2 separate regions of the Homo sapiens genome follow, and region 2 is linked to region 1. A link is an interaction called in ENCODE POLR2A ChIA-PET data of the cell type or tissue named here. Cell type or tissue: A673. All regions are shown on one strand. Each heading gives the region's core, and the rest is flanking DNA. Links, peaks and the distances in the headings are about the cores only. Region 1 overlaps CXCR4 (C-X-C motif chemokine receptor 4). Region 2 has its middle 14 kb from the start of MCM6.

Region 1 (4,347 bases), core at 348-4,347:
GGCTGGCATGTAAATAACATAAACTTATGTCTCACAGTTCTGAAGGCTTGGAAGTCCAAGATCAAGACACCAGCAAATTTTGTGTCTGGTGAAGGCCCACTTTCTGGTTCATAGATGGCACCTTCTAGCTGTTTCCTTATACGACAGAAGGGGCTAGCTAGATTTCTGGGATCTCTTTTATAAAGGCATTACAAATTGTGAGGGCTGCATGCTTATGACCTAATCATCTCCCGAAGACCCTATCTCTTAATACCATCACCTTGAGGGTTAGGATTTCAACATGAGAATTTTGAGAGGACACATTCAGACCATAGCAAATACCAAGCTTTTTATGGATTCATACTATTTCAGAGAATTATACTGGTTGGCTATATCCTTATTTCGATTATTACTATCACCTTAAAAAAGGGATTCTCAACTTTGAGCATTACTGACATTTTGGGCCAGATCATTTTGTTGTGGGGGCTGTCCTGTGTATTGTAGGATGTCTAGCAATATCCCTGGCCCCTCCCCACTAGATGCCACTAGCACCTTGTCTACTACTCCTCCCCGCGCCCCCTACTTCCTCAGTATGATGACCCCAAATGTTTCCAGACCTTACCAAATGTTCCCTGTTGGGCCAGTTGCCCCCGGTTGATGACCATTGTGTTTAAAGAATTCATTTCAACTATTTTATCGGCCCCTAAGGCACCAGCCTCCCTCTGAGGCTGTGTCCATGGGAATGCTATCTGTGGCTGCTTGCGGATCTCTCCAGCACTGACTGGCTAAGTCACACTGGCAGCCATGGGTGAGACTTCCTCAACGTGGGTGGAGCAAATTCCTACGATGCCAGGCTGCAAGGTTGCATTTCTGCATTTCTAGGTGTCGGGGATGCCTTGATTATTTTCCAAAGTAATCTAAATTTTGTCTCCAGGGATCCTTGCCCCTCCTAAATGGGTATTATCTGGGAATAAGACAGCTCAATTGTTTATGGAGCCTTTATTTAATATTTGACAATATCTAGGAGAAAGTCACAAACACTTAGTTCAATTATTAAAATAAAGCCTGTAGGGTATCTCCCCAAAAGAGTATCCCAGAATCATTATTTTAATTTAAGCATAATTATAAAAGGGGGCTGGGAAGCCTGCAGTAGGGGGAGATAAATTTTCAAGTGTCATTTTAGGAAAACAAAGGCTTTGCAAGAGAAAACATCCACTTTCCCCCCTAGTTGCAGGCTTAATGTTATTAATAAGTTAGATGTCAGATGTATGCTGTTATTGGCAGCATGCATACAATTTAAATATTTTAGCTTTCATTATACAACTGAATCTACATGACTGAACTTCAAGGGCCCCATTCATAAGGGATGAGGAGAGGGAACAATCAGCTACTTCATGCAAGGGCTGGCCAGCAGACTGGGTTTCCCCACATTGTCAGACAAACCACGACACAGGGAAGGCTTTGGAGACGCTCTAACATGGCAGGGTTGGGACAGAGAATGATGGGGGTGGGGGGCACCCTTTTGGGGCAGGGAGAGAGCCAAGGCTTGTTTTTCTTTTGGAAAAAAAGCTATTCCATCTTTGTTCCAAGGGAGAATGAAATATCCATTAAGACTGGTGACACTGGGAATTTTGTTTTGGCTCAGTTCCTTTTGTTGTGACTCCACGGTAAAGGAGAGGAATCTGGGGTAAGGAGGTTTCAAGCCAAGATGAGAAAGAAAAAGCATGCCTTCCAAGGATTTCTTCTATTGTCTCCCGGAGAATAAATATTTATAGAGAGGGTTCAAGTGAAGTCTGTCTCAATGGTTGTGGCTTTAAGACTAAGCCTTTGAGAGAGTGCATGTAAAACTATGCTTAAATGAAGGGTGATCCAATTAGGCTTCTCAGGGAAAACCAAGAAACCTCAAGATAATTTCCTATCTGAAATCTAATTGTGTCCTCAAGTAGAATATGAATACCACTTTGAATTACCCCAGATCCATAGACGGCAGCAAAAATGTACAGCCAAATTGGATTCTATTTTAAGTAATTAAGTTATTTCCCTTCACAGGATCTATAATTTGCCTTGAACAAATGTGATTTGCCTCAGAAAGATAAGGCATTGCAATTTTTCCTCCAAAATGGATTTTCTGTGCCAGAAACAATTACTAAAAGTAGACCAAATATTGTCGTAATTATATCCTACTTATTATCTGAGTGCATGCCTGGAGTGTACCCTGTTTGTGTTCCAATGTGAGGTAGGTATGGCTAGAGTTTAGAAATTATCTTTAAATAGAAACCAAAGCTGAAATTTACTCAAGAGCCTGGGGCTTGCACAATGGTCGTGTTAATAGCAACGGGTGGTTACATAAGTCTCCAAAATCTTGTGCAAAATGTGAGCAACAGGGAGCTTGCTTCAGTGGACCTTCCTTCTGACTCTAACAAATATCAGTATTAACTTGTAGCTGCTTGGCTGAGTCCTTGAGGAGGTGCTAGGTGTTGCGATAGTTTAAGAATAAAAGTGTTGAGATTTGCATAGAAGATATTACAAGAGGAGTATTTTGGTCATGGTTAATTTTATGAAGAAAACATTCACTTTTGGCTTTCTTTATTAGCAGTTCAGTTGACTTATGCCCAGGTGTTCTGAAGGGCAATAGTAGGTAAGAGTTAAGAGCAAGAGCTGGAACAATAAACAGAATTAGTTCTTGGCTTTGCCCCCTTGAAAGTGCAATGTATGGAAAGTCTCTGAATCTCAGTTCTCTTGTCTGTGAAAAGGGAGTGATGGTTATCTACACTGAGGATACTGGATGAGGAAAGCACACACCGTCTGGCATTGCACAGACCTGGGTTTCACAAGTGGATGGTGGAGTAAAATCCAAACACGACTGCATACCTTTTCTTCTTTATACATGCTTATCCTCTGAAAGATGACCTTTCATACAAATAGGTGCTGGCTGGCCATTTCTAAACTTCCATTTGAATTTAAAGTGGTGAAGGCTTCAGATTCGTTAAGTCATGTTACCTGGTTTAAAATACAGGATTTGATACTTACTACATGCCTTTAACCAAGTTACTTAGGCTTTCTGTGCCTCCGTTTCCTCTTCTATAAAATGTAATTAGTAACAGAAGCAGAATCTATCAGAGTTGTGATAAGGGGTAAGTAAAATATTACAATGAAATACCTAGGATAGTGCTTTGCATACCATAAATGTATTACTTTTGTCTTCTACTAGCCAAAAGAATGTCAACAGAAATCAGAACATAACACTAAGTAAGTTTAACATGTACTTTTATTAACAACTTAATACAAGACTGTACACTGTAGGTGCTGAAATCAACCCACTCCTGAAAACTGAAAAACCAGCATTTCTATACCACTTTGGGCTTTGGTTATAAGTGCCATCTTCTACAGCAAAATCACGTCTTAAGAACAGGAAAAACGTTCCACGGGAATGGAGAGATTATCTATGCATAAACAGCTGGGGATCATTTCTAGCTTTACGTGATTCACTACACGCTCTGGAATGTTCAGTTCCCTTTTCTACAGTCCTACCACGAGACATACAGCAACTAAGAACTTGGCCACAGGTCCTGCCTAGACACACATCAATATGAAACAAAAAAAATTTATATAAATAAGTCAATTAAACTTCACAAAAACTAAAGAAACACAAGACAAAAATCCAACAAGCAATAAAAACTGTACAATATTGGTCAGTCTTTTATATCTGAAAAATGTGTAACTTAAAAAAAAGTTATTTATCGTATAAAAAAAAGTCTTTTACATCTGTGTTAGCTGGAGTGAAAACTTGAAGACTCAGACTCAGTGGAAACAGATGAATGTCCACCTCGCTTTCCTTTGGAGAGGATCTTGAGGCTGGACCCTCTGCTCACAGAGGTGAGTGCGTGCTGGGCAGAGGTTTTAAATTTGGCTCCAAGGAAAGCATAGAGGATGGGGTTCAGACAACAGTGGAAGAAAGCTAGGGCCTCGGTGATGGAAATCCACTTGTGCACAGTGTTCTCAAACTCACACCCTTGCTTGATGATTTCCAGGAGGATGAAGGAGTCGATGCTGATCCCAATGTAGTAAGGCAGCCAACAGGCGAAGAAAGCCAGGATGAGGATGACTGTGGTCTTGAGGGCCTTGCGCTTCTGGTGGCCCTTGGAGTGTGACAGCTTGGAGATGATAATGCAATAGCAGGACAGGATGACAATACCAGGCAGGATAAGGCCAACCATGATGTGCTGAAACTGGAACACAACCACCCACAAGTCATTGGGGTAGAAGCGGTCACAGATATATCTGTCATCTGCCTCACTGACGTTGGCAAAGATGAAGTCGGGAATAGTCAGCAGGAGGGCAGGGATCCAGACGCCAACATAGACCACC
Region 2 (4,399 bases), core at 219-4,218, 220 kb before region 1:
GTGAAGCCAGTGGGACTTCCTGGGTCAAGTGGGGACTTGGAGAACTTTTCTATCTAGCTGGAGGATTGTAAATGCACCAATCAGCACTCTGTAAAATGGACCAATCAGTGCTCTGTAAAATGGACCAATCAGCAGGACGTGGGCGGGGCCAAATAAGGGAATAAAAGCTGGCCATCTGAGCCAGTGGCAACTGTTCAGGTCGCCTTCCATGCTGTGGAAGCTTTGTTCTTTCTCTCTTCACAATAAATCTTCCTGCTGCTCACTCTTTGGGTCCGCACCACCTTTAAGAGCTGTGACACTCACCATGAAGGTCTGCAGCTTCATTCTTGAAGTCAGCGAGACTACAAACCCACTGTAAGGAAGAAACTCGGGGCACATCTGAAGGAACAAACTCCGGACACACCATCTTTAAGAGCTGTAACACTCACCGCAAAGGTCCACGGCTTCATTCTTGAAGTCAGTGAGACCGAGAACCCACCAAAAGGAATAAATTCCGGACACAATAGGACATTTGGCAGTGAGAGAAACTAGATCAGTCTCAGTGAGTGGGAACCCACGTTGGGTCCATAGCCTCCATCCCTGCCACCTGCCTACTTTCATTAGACTGTTGTACTAGACTTGCAGTGACTGATGACAGAGGCAGGTTGACGTCAAATGGTCAAGTCATTCTGTCCACCAGAATTCCATGGTGGATATTCTCTGGTGAGTGTTAACATATGATACTAAGATCTTTACATTTTGTTCCTATTTCTGTAGTTCCACCCATATGATTTTTGGTCAAGCCTCCTTGCCCCTAAACTTCCAATCTTTCTCTTTCCAGGCCCCTGACTAATCAGCCTAGCCATTCACTAATGTCCACAAATGTATGTGTGTTGTTCTTACCTTGGGCCACTTCCCATTCCATACAAAATATATAACCAGAGGCACTGCCCATTGGAAAGATTTTATGTCTTTCAAGGCCACCCTTAAGTGGTTGTAGTATAATAGTAGCAGCCTCTTACCAAGTCAGCCCAACCGTGAAACAAACATGGCTCTTTTCATCCTCTGCCAGCTGGTCTCAAGGGAGGTTCCCTTTTCCCCTCTTCCTCCAACTCCAAACATGACCATAAGTTTGAGCTGAGGAAGAGAACAGACCCAACAGTGGTGATGACATGAAACTCTGAGAGTCCTGATTATTATCCAACTTACTTGGGTCCTTCTACTCGTGCCCAATCCCAAGTGTCCAACTACTACACATGTGTGTGTGTGTGTGCGTATATTTTTTTTGTGTGTGAGAGTCTTGCTCTGTCACCCAGGCTGGAGTGCAGTGGTGAGATCTCTGCTCACTGTAACATCCACTTCCCAGGTTCAATTGATTCTCATGCCTCCGTTTCCGAAGTAGCTGGGACCACAGGCGTGTGCCACCATGCCCAGCTAATTGTTTTGTATTTTTAGTAGAAACAGGGTTTCGCCATGTTGGCCAGGCTGATCTCGAACTCCTGACTTCAAGTGATCCGTCCACCTCAGCCTCCCAAATTGCTGGGATTACAGGCGTGAGCTGCTGTGCCCAGCCGGCAACTATTATCCTAGGATGCTTTTAGCCCTTGTAACTTGGTGAATCTGAAAGAATCCAGCACACAATGGGAAGATCTGGCTGCACAGTCACTTGATGTCCTATAATTAGGTACTCTATCTCCACCAGGGCCCTGTAGCCAGCCAGGGTCTCTTTTCTGAATGGTGTATAGTTCTCTGCTGCAGATGGCATAGTCTTACTCCAGAACCTAGGAGGTCTATGTTGTGATTCTCCTACTGGGGCCTCCTATAAACTCTACATGGCATCATTTCCTACCACAGATACCTTTAGTAGCATAGGATTTGCTGCTTGAACCATAGCCTGGAACTGCTTTAGAGCCCTCTCCTGTGCTAGGCACAGCTCAAAACTGACAGCACTCCATGTAGATGGGTCAGAGCAGTGTTGTTTGAAGGTTCTGTTCGATAGTTAGTTATTAGTTCCATGTATTCCAGACTTGGGAAGTGCAAAGAAACCAAGAAGTTATTATTATTATAACACTTTTTGAATGTCTTATAAAAAGTGAGGCACCGTAAAAATGTTATTTATCGAATAAATCTCTCTTCAGTCATGATATGGCTTGGGTATTTGTCCCCTTCAAATCTCATGTTGAGACGTAATTCCTAGTGTGGGAGGTGGGGCCTGGTGGAAGGTGTTTGGATCATGGAAGCAGATCCCTCATGAATGGTTTAGCACCATCGCCTTGCTGATGAGTGAGTTCTCACTCTGAGTTCATGTGAGATCTGGTTAAGTGTGTGGCATCTCTGTCCTCTCTTCCTCCCATGTCATGTGCCTGCTTCCCCTTTGCCTTCCACCGTGATTGTCAGTTTCCTGAGGCCCTCACCAGAAGCAGATGCTGGCAACATGCTTCCTTACAGCCTTCATTACAACCATGAACCAATTAGTTCTCTTTTCTTTATAAATCACCCAGTCTCGGGTATTCCTTTATAGCAACGCAAAAATGGCCTAGTACAATTCACAAACGTGAAACCAGTGGAGTGCATTCTACAGCTATCGCTGTAGAAATGGTAGACTTTTAAAGGCAAAGGCAAGGAATTCCAGTAAACAAATCTTCCTTTAGGGTGCTCTTTTATGATAGGTTTCTTCAAAAACATCCAAGAAATGTTTTACTTTCCTATCACCTTAAAATAAAAATAAAAATAAAAAAAAAAACACCCCAGAACCTTTAGCATTTCAAATGATAAATCTACATAGGCATTTTCAAAAGCCATTTTGTATATGTGTTTAGCCCCACCATGTTTGCTTGCCTCGTTGAATATTCTGGTGACAATACTAAGAACACAAAGGAATTTCAGAATTAGCATTTTAATGCTTCTCATAAGTAAAAAAATCAACTGAGTCTCATTCTGAAGCAAATGTTAAGTTTGCTATGTGGAGGCTGTGGCCAATAACCAGTCAGCAGCACTAAAGCTGAGTGTGGATGTTGGCTGTTTTCTTGCAAAGTGGAAATGTTAGCTCTCCCAAATTGGACCCAGTGACAGTCCAGATGTGGGAGTCTGTTACAAAAGAAAGCAGGTTCTGAGTTACGCTAAGAAAGAAGACAACAGCTAATCTTATTTACTTCCAGAAACTTGTCTCTGATCAGCAATTTCTTTCTCTTTTTCATTTTTTAAGAGACAAGGTCTTGCTCTGTTGCCCCAGCTGGAGTCAGCTTACTGCTGCCTTGAACTCCTGGGATCAAGCAATCCTCCTGCCTCAGCCTCCTGAGTAGCTGGGACTACAAGCATGTGCCACCATGCCCAGCTAAATTTTTTTTATTTTTGGTAGAGACAGGGTCTTGCTACATTGCCCAGGCTAGTCTTGAGCTCCTGACCTCAAGCGATCCTCCTGCTTCGGCCTCTCAAAGTGTTGGGATTATAGGCGTGAGCCACCGCGCCTGGCTAGCAATTTTTAAATATGAATTGCTGCATGATCTGCTCTTCTTTGTTAGAACAGACTTACAAGAACACTCATTCAAATATAGATCTGACTGAATATGTTAAAAAGTAGAATAGTTGGCTGGAGGCTGAGGTGGGCAGATCACCTGAGGTTGGGAGTTCGAGATGAGCCTGACCAACATGGAGAAACTCTGTTTCTACTAGAAATACAAAATTAGCCAGGCATGGTGGCACATGCCTGTAATCCCAACTACTTGGGAGGCTGAGGCAGGAGAATCACTTGAACCCGGAAGGTGGAGGTTGCAGTGAGCCGAGATTGCACCATTGCACTCCAGCCTGGGCAACAAGAGTGAAGCTCCGTCTCAAAAAAAAAAAAGGTAGAATAGTTAATTTGGAAATTTCTATAATAGATTTGACTAAATTAGAAAAATGAATAACTATTTTGAAGCCCAAATAATCCATCAATATATGTAATCTACTTTTACAAACAGATGGGAAAAAGCAAATTGGTTAAAAATGTTACTGCTTGCATCCTTTCAGACTCCGAATGCATATACTATTTGGATATGTGCATATAAATTTCCCTGAGCAGTATGATATGTTATCTAGGTCAGGGTCGGTCAGAAACATATGGCACACTCAAACAAAATATGCTTGAAAAGTTATGTAAAGAAGCCATAAAGATTTGGGAAGCTTTAAAGGAAACAGAAAGGATTGGTGAAGTACCCTAGAGCCAGCAACCACAGGAAGCTACTACCACCTTTAGGTCTGAAGGAGCAGAGAGGGAGCAGCTAGTGGGGTCTAAGAAGCAGGGGTACTGGTAGAGTGGAGGCTGTGGCCTTCAGGAGAGGAAAGTAGCTGTGGCTAGAATGTGGTCCAGCAAAGAAAGAAAATAAATATCCTGACCTTTCTCTTCTCCCTCCATTTGATCTGTTGGTGTTTTCCAATGACC

What was found. ChIA-PET counts read pairs that join two places held together with the same protein. Peaks named below come from ENCODE experiments on the same cell type or tissue, not always from the same donor. Only the 100,000 strongest peaks of a DNase experiment are listed, where the experiment ranks them.
Region 2: POLR2A ChIA-PET joins it to region 1 with 6 read pairs; 3 of 35 experiments call an interaction of 5 or more read pairs at or near these places.

The regions. Positions count from the first base shown.
Region 1 is chr2:136,111,120-136,115,466 of GRCh38, forward strand. It overlaps CXCR4 (C-X-C motif chemokine receptor 4), which reads right to left. Exons shown (of 2, transcript NM_003467.3): 2 at 3,230-4,347. The coding sequence ends at 3,750. Among named protein-coding and RNA genes, the nearest start is that of CXCR4, 4.9 kb to the right of the region's middle. In A673, for the core only: no CTCF peak of the experiment used is centred there; a DNase peak (open chromatin) is centred at 2,052; H3K27me3 peaks cover 4,000 bases.
Region 2 is chr2:135,888,682-135,893,080 of GRCh38, forward strand. No RefSeq gene overlaps it. Among named protein-coding and RNA genes, the nearest start is that of MCM6, 14 kb to the left of the region's middle. In A673, for the core only: no CTCF peak of the experiment used is centred there; no DNase peak of the experiment used is centred there.